Regions from separate parts of the Homo sapiens genome. Here region 1 is linked to region 2. A link is a contact called in ENCODE Hi-C or POLR2A ChIA-PET data. All regions are on one chromosome and are shown on one strand. The core of a region is the stretch at or near the end of the contact, and the rest is flanking DNA. Distances in the headings are between cores, read along the strand shown.

Region 1 (6,038 bases), core at 1,361-3,860, 360 kb before region 2:
TGGTTCTACACACTGACATTTACTGAGTAACCATTCTTGACTAAGTCTTCAGCCAACCTTTTATTCCAGGTGCTTTGGTCATTTATAGTGCTAACCTATTTGAGGGCAAGAATTAATTTAAGAACCTGAATTATTCATTCAAGAAATACTTGAGGGACAACTATTCTAGGATATAAGCATGAATAACATGGTCATCTCTGTCCTCAGAATTACTGCTAGAAAGAGTCAGATACTAATTAAATCATATAAATACTTGCAAAGTAGAATTGTGCTTGCAGTTAATATCTGTTCTCTTTATAGGTTTGCCTGGATTTACTGATCTGTTTGTTCTGGAATACGTGTATGTGGGAAGTTGAATCATCAGACACTAGCTACATAGACTATGTTTACAGGGATCCAGAGAGTCTGAAGACATTTCTTATGCCTTTATATATTGGAGAACCCTTCCCCATTTTCATATCCTTTCTTCAAAAATCTAAATGATGTGCCTAAAAATAAGACATGGCATAATAAGGTATAATTAAAGAGATAATAGAATGATGTGTTGGAACTTGCTTGTAAGTTAAAACCTGTAATGAAGGCTATCCTATGTGTGAGTGCTCCAGGAATGTCCTTTTTCTTTTTTTTTTTTTTTTTTTTTTTGAGACAGGGTCTTACTCTGTCACCCATGTGGGAGTGCAGTGCCACCATCATGGCTTACTGCAGCATTGACCTCCAGGCTCAAGTGATCCTCCCACCTCAGTCTTCTGAGTAGCTTGGATTATAGGCATGTGACACCACACCCAGCTAATATTAAAAAAAAATTTTTTTTGGCCAGGTGCAGTGGCTCATGCCTGTAATCCCAGCACTCTGGGAGGCCGAGGTGGGCAGATCACCTGAGGGTCGGGAGTTTGAGAACAGCCTGACCAACGTGAAGAAACCGCGTCTCTACTAAAAATACAAAATCAGCCAGGCATGGTGGCACACGCCTGTAATCCCAGCTACTCGGAGGCTGAGGCAGGGGAATCGCTTGAACCCAGGAGGCAGAGGTTAGAGGTTGCAGTGAGCCAAGACTGTGCCATTGCACTCCAGCCTGGACAACAAGAGCAAAACTCTCAAAAAAAATTTTTTTTGATTTTTTTTGTAGAGACAAGGGTCTCCCTATGTTGGCAAGGGTGGGCTCCAGTGATCCTCCCAACTTGGCCTCCCAAAGTGCTGGGATTTACAGGCATGAGAAGACTGTCCTGATTATAAGGGACAAGGCTTTGTTGTAGCTAACACAAGTGTAACCTTAGAAATTGCTTTAACGTTGCCATTTTTTACAGAAAGAACACAGCCCCAGCTAAGCTTAGAAGGTTGAATATATCTCCCTTGTGATAGAAAACGTTTGGTTTCAGCTGGGCACGGTGGCTCACGTCTGTAATCTTAGCACTTCCAGGCTGGGACAGGTAAATCACCGGAGGTCAGGAATTCGAAACCAGCCTGGCCAACATGGTGAAACCCCGTCTCTACTAAAATACAAAAATTTAGCTGGGTGTGGCGTGCGCCTGTAATCCCAGCTACTGGGAAGGCTGAGGCAGAATTGCTTGAGCCCAGGAGGCGGAGGTTGCAGTGAGCCGAGATCCCGCCACTGCACTCCAGCCTGAGTGACAAAGCGAGACTCCATCTCAAAAGAAAAAAAAAGTTTGCTTTTATTTTGACAAATAAGGTCATGCATTGATCAACAAATGCGGGAGTACCTTTCATGAAACATGCACTGTTTTAGGTACTAGCCAGGACAGTGGTGAGCAACAAAGTCCTTGCTCTTTTGAAGTTTACATTCTTATTGGACAGGAACTGGCAGAAAATATCAAGTAGTGATAAATACTATGATTAAAAACAAAACTAGGTGAGAGACTGCAGTAGAAGGGACCTTAGGTTGAATGGCTTGGGGAGGCCTGTCAATAGAGGTTACATTTATGCTGAAATGTTCTGAATGTGGAAGATGTGTTAAGAAGGTACAGTTGTCTTTTAGGAGACTTTACCAAAATACCTATTCAACCCCTCTTCTCACCTCAAACTCTTTGCTCCTCTCCTTCTCTTGATCTTGGATCATACTTCCCTGAGAAAACAGACAGGAGCTCTCTACCATCTCCACCCCTTACTTACCCCGTCTCTCTGACTGTTACAATGGATATTATTTGACTTCAAATTTCGGGTCAACACCCTTACTATGGATCCACACTGTAAGACGGTCCATGCTACCAAGGAAATGGCACCACCCCAGAGCCTGTAAGCGAACAGCACAATAAGAAAAGCGAAGAAAAGAGGCAGGAACTGGGTTCCAAGGGAGCTGGAGGCAGCTGGACCAAGAAGGCAAAGAGCAATGCCACAGAGCGAGAACGGCTGCAACGGCCTGCTACGCTAAGCTAGGCCTTCAAGCATGCCAGAGCAGTTAAGCAGAGTGGGACTGGCGTCAGGGCAGATGTGGCTTTGCTAGAGAGGCTGGTACTGCCCCCCACAGGAAACGAATGGAATCGACCGGAGACAGCCGAGAGGTCTCCGCGGGAGTCACGAGGCCGAGCGGGAGCCGCTACGTACACCGCGCATGCCCACGACGCAGTCAGGTTCCGGCGAAAGTGACCGGAAGTAACCGCCGGGCCAAGATGGCTGCAGAGGAAGGGGTCGCGAGTGCTGCTTCCGCCGGCGGTAGCTGGGGCACCGCGGCCATGGGGCGGGTTCTACCGATGCTGTTGGTGCCAGTCCCCGCCGAGGCGATGGGGCAGCTCGGCTCCCGGGCGCAGCTGCGCACACAGCCGGAGGCTCTGGGGAGCCTGACGGCTGCGGGCAGCCTCCAAGTGCTTTCTTTGACGCCTGGCAGCCGGGGCGGGGGTCGCTGCTGCCTGGAGGGCCCCTTCTGGCAGTAAGTGCTGAGGGAGAGTTGGGCCGTTGGGGGAGTCCAGAGCCTAGGCTCGGCTGACTGAGCCCCAAGGGCTCACGCCGAGGCCTCCCTGCAGCCATAGAGGTGGCGGGAGAAGGGTGCCAGCTGCAGGAAACGCCCCAGAGGCGAGCGTGGTTTCCTCACAGAACCTTTCCCCCGACCTGAAACGCTCGCCTCGTTGCATTCTGGCAGCCCAGCTCTCCTGTTCCGGGTGGGCGGAGACGGCACCCAGCTCCATTGCCACCTGCGGCGAACCCGGAACGGGTCTCAGCTGAGGCGCTGATTCTTTCATTATTCAACACAGGTTGATTAACTGTCACAGGGTCGAGTCCCATGCCCATTTCTTTCAGTTAAAGATGCCAGCTGAGGATCATCTCTAATTTGAATCATCCTGATACTTTTTTCATGTCCTTGAAGTGAATAGCGTTTTCTTTCACATGTAGTCCTCTTCTTCAAGGACAGAGTCCAGTTTGTCCCTTCATTTATTCAGCAAATATTGTGTGCTTGCTGTTACATAGGAGCAGTGCCTAAAAAGTTGAGTAAGACACTTCTTTCTTGCGAGGCGCGCATGTTTGGGGAAGACAAACATGATTACAATAATGCATTACTTTGTACTTCCGTAACTCTTGGTTCAGTACTTAAGAGTTTACATCATAAAGTTTGGGAACGCCCTCTTAGTGTTTTGAGTGGGCTGCTGCTTTTTTTTTTTTTTTTTTTTTTTTAAAGATAAGGTCGCTGTCGCCCAGGCTGGAGTGTAGTGGCTCAGTCACGGTTCACGGCAGCCAGCCTTGACCTCCCGGGCTCAGCCTCCCCAGCAGCTACGACTACAGGCGTGCACCACCAGGCCTGGCTAATTTTTCTAGTTTTTGTAGAGATGAGGTCTCACTGTGTTGCCTAGGCTAGTCTCAAGCTCCTGGGCTCAAGTGATCCCGCCTCTCCCTGCCAAAGTGTTGGGATTACAGGTGTGAGCCACTGAGCCTGACCTGTTCTTTTAATAATTATTAATAGTAAGTATTTTCACAACTCTTTCTTTAAGATGAGTAGCCAAAAGGTGTCTTATTAATCTTGGAATCTCCAGCTCCTCTAACAGCTCCTGACATTTAGAGATTCATTTGATACATCAGTGAATGCTTAACTCTTCTGGGTTTGTCTTCTCTACCCTTGATGTCTAGTTGCTCGAAAGAGGAATCTCTGCGTTTAGTTTATAAACTTATTATAAACTAAGTTATTTATAAACTAGTTTAGGGGAAATTAGTTTATTTAGCAGTATCAAGTACCTATGAATGTGGCTCTGTAAAGAGAGGAATGGGGCAAAGAAAAGCCGAAATCTTTAGGTGTTTGAGAACCCAGCAGGGAAGGTAAGACCGAGATGAAATAAAGGGGGCGTTCATATGCTAGTTCATGAAATTAGAGGGGAGGAGGACCAAGAAAGGACTTTTTAACTTTTTTAGTTGAATTGAATTTTAATTCAGTTAAAATACTTCATAGGTTAAAAATAAGGGCATGTTTATAGTATTTAGAGTTTACTTCCTACTTTTTCAAAGTACATAGGTCTTTTTAATATTGTTGAAATTACATCATATATCTTGTTTATTGCATTGAAAATTTCCTGTCTTTCCATGTGGCAATATTGTCCCTATGCTAATGATGTACTCTACCTTTTAAGTATATCTTAGTTTAACCTTTTGTATATTTGACATTTAGGTTATTTTCTACATTTATCAATATGAACAGTCAGAAAAATGTCTTTTTTTTACCTAATAAGGACATATTAATACTATAATAGTATAAAACTACTATAGTAGTATAAAATACATAATAGTACATAATACTATTATGTACTCTTATTAGTTTTATTACTAATTGAATTAAATCATGTATGTACCACAGTAGTTTTATATACTACTCTAGAAGTATAAAACACTACTTCTGTAGAAGCAAGTTTCTTAAAAGATGAAATTTTATCAGCATGGTATAGCCTCACCTCTTTCATTGTGTTATTTTCAAATCTGGGGCTTTTATTTGTAATGTGTAATTTAGTTTTAATATTTAATTTGAAGCTGAAACACCATCAGTCTTGCCAGTGTTGTTATTTTGACATTTCAGTTTAAGAATTCCGTAACTCTACCGTTTAGTAATGGTAGTCATTAGCTACATGTGGCTGTTAAAGTAAAAAATTTGGTTCCTCAGTTGCCCCACATTTCAAGTGTTCAGTAGCTGCATGTGGCTATTGACTACTGTATTGGGCAATGCTAATATAAAACATTTCCATCACGGAAGGTTCTATTAGGCAGAGTTTTTCAAGATTTGGAATCGTCAGTCTATAAATACAAATAATCACTTTCTTTTAAAAGTCAAAACATTTAAGTTATCAAAAGCCTATTTTATTGTGAATACCACCTCATATAAATAATATACATATTTTGTTGTTGATACCTACCCTTGATCATGACAGTTTGTTTAAACATACTAGTTGGGATTAAAGATGAAAGAATAAATGGAGCCATCATTTCTTGCTCTGAGCCCCACATTTTTGTTTTTTACCACCCACTCCTGTATTTTCGTGTTGGTGTAAAAGGGAAGCGGGAAGAGGAGGGAGGTCCTAGAGCAGTTTATGTTCTCTTAGATTGAAGTGTAGAATGACTATACCAGGTCAACTAAACTGTTCTCTACTTATTCAACCCTTCTACCCCCACCATTGTGGGTAAATATTATTGCGGATATAGAATATAATAAATCTAAACTTTTTTTCTTAGCTTTCTATGGGAGGATTCTCGTAACAGCAGCACACCAACTGAAAAGCCCAAACTGCTCGCTCTTGGTGAAAATTATGAACTGCTTATCTATGAATTTAATTTGAAAGATGGAAGATGTGATGCAACCATTTTGTATAGCTGTAGTAGGGAGGCATTGCAAAAGCTCATTGACGATCAAGATATCAGTAAGTATCTACAGGTGGTCTTTCAGCATATTTAAATTTGTGACATTACCATGTAGTTACATACTTCAGGAAAAGTCATAGAGGTGAAATCAGGTCTACGCTGTCTGATATAGTAGTCACTAGGCAGATGGGGCTATTGAGCACTTGAAATATGGTTAATATGAATTAAGATGTACTTTGTGTCATATACATATTAGA
Region 2 (5,567 bases), core at 406-2,905:
GGGCTCTGGCTGGGTGCAGCAGCTCACGCCCGTAATCCCAGTACTTTGGGAGGCCACGGCAAGCAGATCGCTTGAGGTCAGGAGTTTCAGACCAGCTTGGCCAACATTGCAAAACCCAGTCTCTACAAAAAATACAAAAATTAGCCAGGCATGGTGGCATTTGCCTGTAGTTCCAGCTACTCAGGAGGCTGAGGCATGAGAATCACTTGAACCCAGGAGGCGGAGGTTGCAGTGAGCCAAGATCATGCCACTGCACTCCAGCCTGGGCAACAGAGTGAAACTCCGTATCAAAAAAAAAACCAAAAGCTGGTGAGGGGGTGGGGCCTCTAAAATTAGATTGCCTGAGTCTGAATTCTGAATTCACTACTTGTTAGCTCTATTTCCTTGGACATACTGTTTACCTTCTCTGTTTCAGTTCTTTTATCTATAAAATGAGAAAATATTATCTGACTCATAGCATTGTCAAAAAGTTTATGCCAGAGATAAAGTGTTAACAACACTGGCTGGCACATGGTAAGGGCTTAATAAACATTAGCTATTACTATGTAAAGGAGTAGAATGTCTTCTTTACTATTTCTACAAAGTCCCACTGCTAAATTTGACTGGCTTAAAAACAACACAAAAGAAAAAAAAGTCTTTAGCTTTTAGCCTTTTTAGCTAAAACAATAAATTGGGAATCTCATAGAATTTTTTTATTTTATTTACTTTTTTCTCAATTACTTTTTTATTAAGGGATATTTGACAATTAAAGATTGTATATATTTAAGGTACACAATTTGATGATTTGATATGCTTATATACATTGATCTCCAGAACTTACTCATCTTGCATAACTGAAACTATGTACCCCTTGACCAACATCCCATTTGCCCCTTCCCCTAGTCCCTGGTAGCCTTCCTTTAAATATATGCTCAGAAGTGGGATTGCCAGATCATAATATAGTTCTATTTTTAACTTCTGAGGAAACTACATACTGTTTTCCATATGGCTATTTACATTCCCACCAACAATGTTCAAGGGTTCCCCTTTCTCCACATCCTCACCAACATTTGTTATCTTTCACCTTTCTGACAATAATCATTCTAGCAGGTGTGAGATAGTATCTCACTGTAGTTTTGATTTGCATTTCCCTGATGATTAATAATGTTGAACATTTTTCCATATGACTGTACCTGTTGGCCACTTGTATGTCTTCTTTCAAGAAATGTCTATTCCAGTCCTTTGCCCATTTTTAAAACAGGTTGTTCATTGTTATTACATTGTATAAGTTCCTTATATATTTTGGATATTAACCCTTATCAGATATATGATTTCCAAATATCTTCTCCTACTCTGTAGGTACCTTTTGACTCTGTTGATAGTTTTCTTTTGCTGTACAGGAGCTTTTCAATTTGATGTAATCCCATTTGTCAATTTTTAGTTTTGTTGCCTGTGCTTTTGGTGCACACACCTGCAGTCCCGGCTATTCAGGAGTCTGAGGTGGGAGAATCGCTTGAGGTGGGTCAAAGCTGCAGTGAGCCACAGTCATGCCACTGTACCCAGCCTAGGTGACAGAAAGAGACCTTGTCTCTAAAAAAAAAAGTTAAATATAGAATATGGCCCAGCATTTCCACTGCTAGACATAAAAGAAGTGAAACCAGGGACTCAAACAGATACTTGTACACCACCGTTTATAGAGGCATTACTCACAATAACTGAAAGAGGGGAAGAACTCAAGTGTTCATCAACAGATGAATGAAAAGCAAAACATGGTATATACACATAATAAAATATTATCAGCCATAAAGAGGAATGAAGTTCTGATACATGCTACAACATAAATGAATCTTGAAAACATTATGCTAGGTGAAATAAGCCAGATAAAAAAGGACAAATATTGTATAATCCTCCTATATGAGGTATCTAGAATAGACAAATTCATAGACACAGAAACTAGAATAGAGGTTACCACAGGCTGGAGGGAAGGGCAATGGGAATTACTGCTTAATGGGTAGAGGTTTTGTTTGGTTTGGGATCGTGAAAAAGTTCTAGAAATAGATGGTAGTAATCATGGTTACACAACATTGTGAATGTACTTAATGCCACTAAATTATACACTTAAAATGGTAAAAATAGTAAATTTTGTTATAGATGTTTTACCACAATAAAATAGTAATAACAATAATCATCATTATTCTGGCCCCAAATAGCTTTAACTCAGACATAATTTCCCCTACTTCTCAATACCATGTACCTTATATTACACTCTCCTATTCTACTGCTTGACCTTCTGTGAAGGTACAACATACTTTCCAGCTTTCCTGGCCTCATTTATGTTCCTCCTGTCCTTATCCCTTTCTCATTTTGTTAAATTACTAAAGATCACCTTTTCAGTGAATTATTTCGCTCTTGACTTCCTGAGGAAGTTAATCAGTTATTCCTCTGTATTCTCAAACCCCTTTGTAAGCAGCTTTACTATAGCATTTAATCATGCATTATGGATTATTTTTCTATGTGTGCCTCCCTCACTTCTTCAAAGAACGGGAATCTTACTATCTTTCTATCCCTATCACATACCACATGGTATTCAACTTTCCCAAATAAATGACTTATGCATATAATAAACTTTGAACAATCATAAAGCACTATATCAATAAATGGTTTTATTTCATTCTGCCCATTGAGAATTAGTATCATGTGGGCTGAACACGGTGGCTCACGCCTGTAATCCCAGTACTTTGGGAGGCCAAGGTGGGCGGATCACGAGGTCAGGAGATAGAGACCATCCTGGCTAACACTGTGAAACCCCATCTCTACTAAAAATACAGAAAATTAGCCAGGCGTGGTGGTAGGCTCCTGTAGTCCCAGCTATTCGGGAGGCTGAGGCAGGAGAATGGCGTGAACCTGGGAGGCAGAGCTTACAGTGAGCGGAGATCGTACCACTGCACTTCAGCCTGGGCCACAGAGCCAGACTCTGTCTCAAAAAAAAAAAAAAAAAAGAATTAGTATCATGTTAGTTTCCAGCTTATGAGACAAGTCCCTGATGATAAGCAGTATAACTTGGATACAGGCATACCTTGTCTTATTGTACCTTGCTTTATGCGTTTCTTATAACCCTGCATCGAGCAAATGTATTGGCACAATTTTTCCAATAACATGTGCTCACTTCATGTCCCTATGTCACATTTTGATAATTCTCAAAATATTTCAAAATTTTCTTTATTACATCTGTCATGGTGATCTGTGATCTGTGACCTTCAATATTATTATAATTGGGGGCACCACAAACTGCACTCATAGAGGACAGTGAGTTTAATCAATAAATGTTGTGTGTGTAAATAGAATAAACAACTTTATAGAAACAGAAAGTAGAATAGAGGTTGCCAAGGGTTGGGGAGACGATAACGGGAGTTACCATGGAATAACCATTCCCCCATCTCTCTTCCTCTCCTCAGGCTTCCCTATTTCCTGAGACAAAACGATACTACAATGACCTCTAAGTGTTCAAGTAAAAGAGTTGTATGTCTCTCACTTTAAATCAAAAGCTAAACATAATTAAGCTTAGTGAAAAGGGCACGTCAAGAACATAGACAGGCCAAAAGCTAGGCCTCTTGTGCCAAACAGCCAAATTGTGAATGCAAAGGAAAAATTCTTTAAGGAAATTCAAAGTGTTACTTTAGTGAACACATGAATAACGAGAAGGCAAAACAGCCTTACTGTTGCTGATATGGAGAAAGTTTCCATGGTCCAGATAGGTCAAACTAACCACAATATTCCCTTAAACCAAAGCCTAATCCAGAGCAAGGACTTAACTCTCTTCAATTCTATGAAGGGTGAAGGGTAAAGAAGCTGTACAAGAAAAGTCGGAAGCCAGCAGAGGTTGGTTCATGAAGTTTAAAAAAAAAAAGCAATCTCCATAACATAAAGGTGCAAGGGGAAGTGGCAAGTGCTGATGAAAAAGCTGCAGCAAGTTATCCAGAAAATCTAGCTAAGATCACTGAAGGTGGCTACACTAAACAACACATTTTCCATGTAAATGAAACAGCCTTCTATTGGAAGAAGATGCCATCTAGAACTTTCATAGCTGCAGAGAAGTCAATATCTGGTTTCAAAGCTTCAAAGGACAGGCTGATTCTCCTGTTAGGGACAGCTGGTGACTTTAAGTGGAAGCCAACGCTCACTTACCATTCCTAAAATCCTAGCTTTTAAGAATTGTGCTAAATCTGTTTTATCTGCGCTCTATAAATGGAACAACAAAGCCTGTATGATAGCACATCTGTTTACAGCATGGTTTACTGAATATTTTCAGTTCACTGTTGAGATATACTACTTAAAAAAAAGATTCCTTTCAAAATACTAGTGCTCACTGACAATGTCCCTGGTCACCCAAGATCTCTGATGAAGATTTACAAGGACATTAATCTTTTCATGTCTGCTAACAGCAACCCATGGAGCAAGGAGTAATTTCTACTTTCAAATCTTATTATTTAACAAATACCTTTCATAAGGCTATACCTACCATGATGTAATTCCTCTGATGGATCTGGGCAAAATAAATTGAAAGTCTTCTAGAAAGAATTCACCAATCTAGATGCCATTAAGAACATTTGTAGAGGCTGGGTGCAGTGGCTCACGTCTATAATCTCAGCACTTTGAGAGACAGAGGCGGGTGGACACTTGGGCTCAGGAGTTCAAGACGGGCCTGGGCAACATGGGGAGACCCTGTCTCTACTAAAAATAGAAAAATTAGCCAGGTGTAGAGGCCCATACCTGTGGTCCCAGCTACTCGGAGGCTGAAGTGGGAGGATCACTTGAGCTCAGGGGGTAGAGGTTGTAGTGAGCCGAGATCGCACCACTGCACTCCAGCCTAAGTGACAGATCAAGACTCTGTCTCAAAAAAAAAATTATAATAATTTGTGGCTGGGCACAGTGGCCATTAATTCCATCACTTTGGGAGGCCAAGGCAGGCAAATTGCTTGGGCCTAGGATTTTGAGACCAGCCTGGATAACATGGCAAAACTCCACCTCTACAAAAAATACAAAATTAGCCAGGTATGGTGGCATGTGCCTGTAGTCCCAGCTACTCGGAAGGCTGAGATAGGAGGATCACCTGAGTCCAGGGAGGTCAAGGCTGCAGTGAGCCATGAATTGTGCCACTGTACTCCAGCCTGGGCAACAGAGACTGTGCCTCAAAAAAAAGAACATTTGTGATTCATAGAAGAAGGCTAAAATATTAACAGGAACATGAGTTTGGAATAAGTTGATTCCAACTCTCATGAATGATTTTGAGGGGATTCAAGACTTCAGTGGAGGAAGTAACTGCAGATGTGGTACAAATAGCAAGAGACCTAGAATTAGGCTAGGCACGGTGGCTTATGCCTGTAATCCCAGTACTTTGGGAAGCCAGGGCAGGAGGATCACTTGAGTATGGGAGTTTGAAACCAGCCTGGGCAACATAGCAAGACCCTGGTCTACAAACCATTTTTTAAAAATTAGCCAGGAGTGATGGCTCAGGCCTGTGGCCCAGCTACTCAGGAGGCTGAGGTGGGAGAATTGCTTGACCCCAGGAGGTTGAGGCTACAGTGAGC

What was found. A loop is a pair of places that touch in the nucleus more often than their neighbours do. ChIA-PET counts read pairs that join two places held with the same protein, here RNA polymerase II (POLR2A). Pooled maps may share reads with other maps.
Region 1: a loop to region 2 is called in a pooled map, with 3 times the contacts of the local background. The contact joins the promoter of SPG11 here to the enhancer-like site in region 2. A Hi-C loop is called at or near these places in 1 of 168 maps with a recorded cell type or tissue (CD14-positive monocyte), 2 of 37 single-sample maps with no recorded cell type and 4 of 50 pooled maps. POLR2A ChIA-PET finds 5 or more read pairs at or near these places in 1 of 52 experiments (Panc1).

Annotation. Positions count from the first base shown.
Region 1 is chr15:44,660,234-44,666,271 of GRCh38, reverse strand. It overlaps SPG11 (SPG11 vesicle trafficking associated, spatacsin), which reads left to right and starts at 2,610. Exons shown (of 40, transcript NM_025137.4): 1 at 2,610-2,881; 2 at 5,656-5,840. The coding sequence starts at 2,625. PATL2 (PAT1 homolog 2) reads left to right here. Exons shown (of 18, transcript NM_001387263.1): 18 at 301-540. The coding sequence ends at 319. RefSeq lists enhancers at 2,146-2,315, 2,356-2,835, 2,310-3,266, 3,376-3,515.
Region 2 is chr15:44,304,624-44,310,190 of GRCh38, reverse strand. The region is part of intron 1 of GOLM2 (golgi membrane protein 2); the gene reads right to left. Among named protein-coding and RNA genes, the nearest start is that of GOLM2, 19 kb to the right of the region's middle. Within about 2 kb of position 1,655, at least 3 of the 41 ENCODE cell types and tissues checked have a DNase peak (open chromatin) inside an H3K27ac peak, as active enhancers do.